Regions from separate parts of the Mus musculus genome. Here region 1 is linked to region 2. A link is a contact called in ENCODE Hi-C or POLR2A ChIA-PET data. All regions are on one chromosome and are shown on one strand. Each heading gives the region's core, a stretch centred on a gene start or an enhancer-like site at or near the end of the contact. The rest is flanking DNA. Distances are from core to core; before and after follow the strand shown. Region 1 overlaps Sptbn1 (spectrin beta, non-erythrocytic 1). Region 2 overlaps Sptbn1 (spectrin beta, non-erythrocytic 1).

Evidence for each region. Hi-C counts contacts between places; a loop is a spot of excess contacts on that map. ChIA-PET counts read pairs that join two places held with the same protein, here RNA polymerase II (POLR2A).
Region 1: a loop to region 2 is called in a map of heart, with 2.1 times the contacts of the local background. The contact joins two enhancer-like sites. A Hi-C loop is called at or near these places in 11 of 37 maps with a recorded cell type or tissue (adrenal gland, gastrocnemius, heart and 3 more). POLR2A ChIA-PET finds 5 or more read pairs at or near these places in 5 of 5 experiments (Patski and embryonic stem cell).

What each region holds. Positions count from the first base shown.
Region 1 is chr11:30,159,959-30,162,658 of GRCm38, reverse strand. All of the region lies in intron 1 of Sptbn1 (spectrin beta, non-erythrocytic 1), which reads left to right. Among named protein-coding and RNA genes, the nearest start is that of Sptbn1, 58 kb to the left of the region's middle. Within about 2 kb of position 1,291, at least 3 of the 3 ENCODE cell types and tissues checked have a DNase peak (open chromatin) inside an H3K27ac peak, as active enhancers do; they include gastrocnemius, where a contact is called at or near this core.
Region 2 is chr11:30,208,317-30,211,016 of GRCm38, reverse strand. All of the region lies in intron 1 of Sptbn1 (spectrin beta, non-erythrocytic 1), which reads left to right. Among named protein-coding and RNA genes, the nearest start is that of Sptbn1, 10 kb to the left of the region's middle. Within about 2 kb of position 1,264, at least 1 of the 3 ENCODE cell types and tissues checked has a DNase peak (open chromatin) inside an H3K27ac peak, as active enhancers do; it is gastrocnemius, where a contact is called at or near this core.

The sequences.
Region 1 (2,700 bases), core at 42-2,541, 48 kb after region 2:
TCTGGGCCTGGGCTATATTCACTGCTAAATAAGTGCCATTGGTTGTATTAAAAGCTAGAAACAAGACATTACCTTGGACAATCTGTTGTATAACCTCCTGGCACATATGTTTACATGTGATTTTACAAACCTCATCTGGGACGTTACTCATCTTTTTCATTTAGAGGATATTTTTGATTGGACCATGGACCTTGCACATGCTAGGCAAGCACTGTACCACTGAGCTACCCCAGTGCCCTCTTCCTACATGTTATTTTCAGTCAGGCCTTTACTACAGTGGTCCAGGATGACTTAGAACCAACCCACTGTGTGGTCCTGTGCTTGTACCAAGAGGCTCAGCTTAAAATTTTTAAGTGACTACTCAAGTGTTGAAGAGATTATTTCACTCAAGAAAGTGCATTTAGATGGCTTCTAAAGGATTGTTCAGCCTTAGATTGTATGATCCTACCATCCCTGATAAATTTCTTAAGTGATTTGAGTTGAGAGTGCTTCTTTGGTGGGGAGTGCAGCAGGAACAAATTTAATGAACAGTTAAAATAGTCTGGTTACCTCATTGACTACTTTACAATCCTGTTTGATACTAGGTAGCCTTTAGACAAGCTCTTTTGGTGTATCTGTATGATTAGAATTGGTAACAGCCATACAAGGCCCTTCAAGGGTACAGGGAGAGTGGACGTGGCAGGGGAAGCCAAATGCCCACCAACATTCTGAGTCACATAGGGTTGCACCTGCTTTTCCACTCTATCTCCAGCTTCTTGTGGAATGAGCATGCCTGCAGGCAACCCTTTCTACTGTCAAACTGTCAGGCTCTGATGTAACCCAAAGAGAAAGATGCATGAACAACACCCTAAATTCAAGTGTTCTTCTCCAGCTCATTCAGTCTGATACACTCAAGTTCCTGCTGTAATTAATAAAAGCTCAGAACCTTTAAACTGAATTTCTCAGTCCTGGCCTGGATGATTCTTTGTTATAGAGGTTACCCTGTGCAGAGTATTTAGCCGTGTCCCTGGCCTCTGCACCCTAGCTGCTAGTAGCACCTGTCCTTCAGTCACCACTATCAAAAACGTTTATAAGCACTGCTTCATGTTCTCCAGGGACCATAGTCAACCACTGGTCAGTGTGGCGTGTGAAGGGCCTCCATATTCATCTTACTCATTTGCTGTGATGACCTCATGTTCCTAGGACTGGATAACGCTGCTGCTCCCTGTCCTCCCACCGCCTTCCCCTGAGCTTGGCCAGCTGCAACAGCTTGAGCTTGGAAACCCTCTGGATTGTCTTCCATTGTCGCTGCCAACAGCCTTCTGTTCCTCTGCAGGCGTCTGGCTTATCTCCTCTAGCCTCTCTGGGAAGGGGGTAGGAAGAGTACAGGCATGATGTCATTTGCCTTCCCAGGAAGGGTGGAACAAAGGACTGGGTCTCTAGAGACAGTTCCCTCCCTCTACTGGGCCAAGAGGTAGAATCCCACCCCACCCCCTTTCCTGCTTCAGAAGTGTGTTGTTGTGCACATACTTTGTTGTAGGATGACACATCAGCTGGCCTGGCTTTGTCCCTGCCCTTCCTCTGTATAGGATGTTGTTCATGTCCAGTCCTTGGATAGAAGTTTTCTGCCTTTCTCAGTGTGGTGGGAGCCTTTTTTTTTTTTTTTTTTTTTTTTTGTACCCTTCTTCAACTTGAAACTGGAGAAAGGCACAGATAGGAAGAATTAAACCTCTCCTTCTTTTTACTTTTTAATTCCTTTCCCTCCCCCTTTCTAGAGCTTCTGAGGTACACTGCAGTTCTGGGGAGCCTCTTATGCAGATTTGGGTGTGGCTATTCGAGCTCAGTTTTCTCTGCCTCCACCCCTGGCCTCTGTCTCTTCTTGGAGCATAGGGCGTGGGATTGAGCTGTCACTGCGGGGCAGGGCTTCTGCTGATTCTGAACCTGAAAGAAGTCACCAGGGTTTCTTTAATGTGTGAGTTACCCCAAGGGATGCTGGTAACTGTGCAATAACATACTTTACACGCTAGCTTATTGAGAAATATTTTAACCTAAGCAGATTTCTATTTTGATCATCTTCTCTTCATAGATTGGGTGCGGTAGTGACTTTGAACCCCAAACCTTCATTAATAGCCTAGGATAGCCATCAGGATAAAGACATTTTCAGCTCCTTGCAGCATATTCAAGAAACCATAATTTTAAAGAAATTAGACCTAAAGATATTTGAATGAGGAATTATTAGTCTTCTAGGTACAGTCTAGGAAGTATCCCTCTTGACATGGTCCAGTCTACTCTTTCAGAACAGCCAAACTTTAAGCAAACAACAACAAGAACTACACTTGCCATTGTAGTGGTAAAGTTACCATTCATAATGACGATTGTAAGAATAATACATGTGATCTCAACCTCTCATAGTATTACTGGCATAACTCCTTTTGCTATGCCCTTAACTGCCTTTTCTTCCTTCCCACAGCCCCAGCCATTCTGTTTCTTTGTTTCTGATTAGTCCTTATCCATGAAGAAAGGCCCTCTTTTGGATGGATAGGCTTTAGGGAAAGACTGGACCTCAAAGAACTGCTGACTGCAGCAGGAGGCGCAGGTGTCTTGGCAGGTGCTTGGCTTGGAGTACATCAGTAAAAGCTTGCCCAGTATGGTCTCTGCCTCACTGCCTTACTATGCTAGGTTGAATGGAGGCCTCAGCACAGCCTTCCAGATACTAGACTG
Region 2 (2,700 bases), core at 15-2,514:
TTTTATACGTCTCCAGATAGCCTTAATTTCTGAGGTAGTTAAACCTTGTACCTCTCCCCACAATTGTTAATTTAAAAAAATTATGAGGAAGGTTCTGAGATAGCTTTTGTAGCTCATTTGGGCATCTGTAATGGTTGAGCGTATAAAACCTTTCTCAAGAGAGCTAAGCCCTGCCACTGCTTTAGGAAAGGTTGTACATTGAGAGTTGGCGCTTTCCGTGTATCTTCTTTTTGTGTCTGACTGTCAAACACAGAAGCAAAGCCAGTTTATGGGGGGTAAAGGGGCCCTAGCTGACCTGTTATTTAAAAAAAACAAACAAAAACATTTATTATACCATACATCTGATAGATATGACAGAATGAATTGTAAGCTGTGGAGGGCTGATGTGTTTACCTGGTATGCTCAAGGCCCTGGGGTCTACGTGCTAGCACTGGGGAGAAAAACAAAAACAAACAAACAGAAATACCAATGATTTTTGGCATGAGATAACCTCAGGAGTTAGCAAGCTAACTCTGTTCTGTTACCAAGGTGACTCCCAGCGTCTTCTACTGTTCTGTGTAACAGTGAGGAGTGGATTGTGAGTACATGTTGGTAGGTGACAGTAGCAACCTTTGCTCTTCATGAGAATAATGAAATAAGAAATGATTTATGATGCTTACTCAAGCTCATGGAAATTTTTCTTTTTACTGTTTTATGTATGGTGAGTCAGAAATGCAGGCTCTTTTAGAGTGTTATTAACAAGAACGAGTGTAACTGATTATAAGCACGTGAAATTACAGACTTCTTTCCTGTGCATTGATTTTTGCCATTCACTCTTCCATAATCTTATGATTTTTTTTGATCAGTAAGAATATTGGACCATTGCTTTCTGAGCCTTTAATACCCCAAAATTATCCCTAACAGTATCTGGGTGGGCAAGTCGTAGTATTTCAGAGAAGTTGATGATAGGGTGTCACAAAATGCTCAAAGTGGAGAAAACTAGTCTAACACATGCGAAGGTGTTTCCATATTCCTGTACACACACACACACACACACACACACACACACACACACACACCCATACATACACGTACATTAAAGGAATATACAGTTGCCTCAGTATAATAGGTTACAGTGTCTGAAGTCACAGTTGGTCAGCTTTGGAATATCAGTCTTAGAGATACTGACTGGAAAGTACAGATCTGGAGCAGTTGGGTGAAGGTTGGCTTTGTAGAGTTCACCAGGCCCTGCAGTAACTGGGACTGCTGAGAGGTCGTCACCCCGCAGTGCTGCATGCAAGTATGAGTCAGTAACTCATTTATGAGACCTTTGTTATAAAAATGAGATTTGGCAGGATTCCCAGTCCAGTTCTTATTTCTTAAGGTTGGAAAAACAGGACTTGGAGGGATCGGCTGACGGCTTTGAGAGCACATGTGAGGAGCATGTGATTCTAGGTCTACTGTCAGTGTGTTCCCTCTGTTTTTATTGAAAGTTTATTTTTAATTATTTTTAAAAACTAATAACCAAATGTGTGCACCTTTCATTGATATTAACTGCGAGCACACTGCTGGGTAACAGATGTGTAGAATGTTTTAATCTTGCAAAACTGAGGAACAACTAACTAGACAGTTATTTCATTGCCCCTCCTCCATCCTCCTGACTGTTCCCAGGACTTAGAACATGTTTGTTTTTTATTTAACGTTAAAATTCCAGGATGTTTTATTACAAAGGTGAATGGACCTTGATCCTTGAGATGGGCTTATTGGTAGGATTTCTGGTATCAAACAGGGGCAGGGTATCTTTGATCTCTTTCTTAGAGGCTCATCTACATATTTTTGATAAGCCACCAGGGCTTTAGAAATGGGCTATGGGATGGCATAAATTTGGGTCCCAAGACCACTACTCTTCACATAGACCCGAATATCCACACCAGCAAACTGCTCCTTGCCCAGAAACAGAAGGGCTCCAGGAACATATACCACGCTGAGTGGCTTGATCATCTCCAGGGGACATCAGTTTGCCTTAATAGGCCATTTCCCTTTCGAAGTGCACCACCACTATGGCTGTCTTCTTGGCTCAGACCTGCTCAGACTGCAGTGGACACTTGAATGGCATAGGTGCCACTATGAGCCTATTTTTCTCGTTTTGACTGGCTTTTTGCACTTAACATAATACCTTTAAGGTTCATCCATGTGCTGGTGTGACAGGCTTGTGACATGATTCCATTTTTTAAAGCGGAATAATATTCTAGTGCATGTGTGTATCTCATTCTTCTATTTGTTGTGTATGAATGTTAATGTTTGTGGGTACACATATGGGCATGGGTGTGCATGCACATGGCTGTGCACATGTGTGCACATGTGTGTGGAGGACAGAGATCAACCCTAGATGTTTGTCTTAGTTGGGGAGACATATCCATAACCAAAAGCAGGTTGGGGAGGAAAGGGCTTATTCTGCTTATACTTCTAGATCACAGTCCATCATTGGAGAAGAAAGCACAGTATCTCCAGCAGGGCTGGGACCTGTAGGCAGGAGTTGATGCAGAGGCCATGGAGGGGTGCTGCTTACTGGCTTGCTTACTCTGGCTTGCTCAGTGTGCTTTCTTACAGAACTGAGGACCACAGCCCAGGGATGAAACACCCATAGTGGGCTAGGCCCTCTCGCATTGATCACTAATTGAGAAAATGCCTTACAGCTGGATCTCATGGAAGCATTTCCTC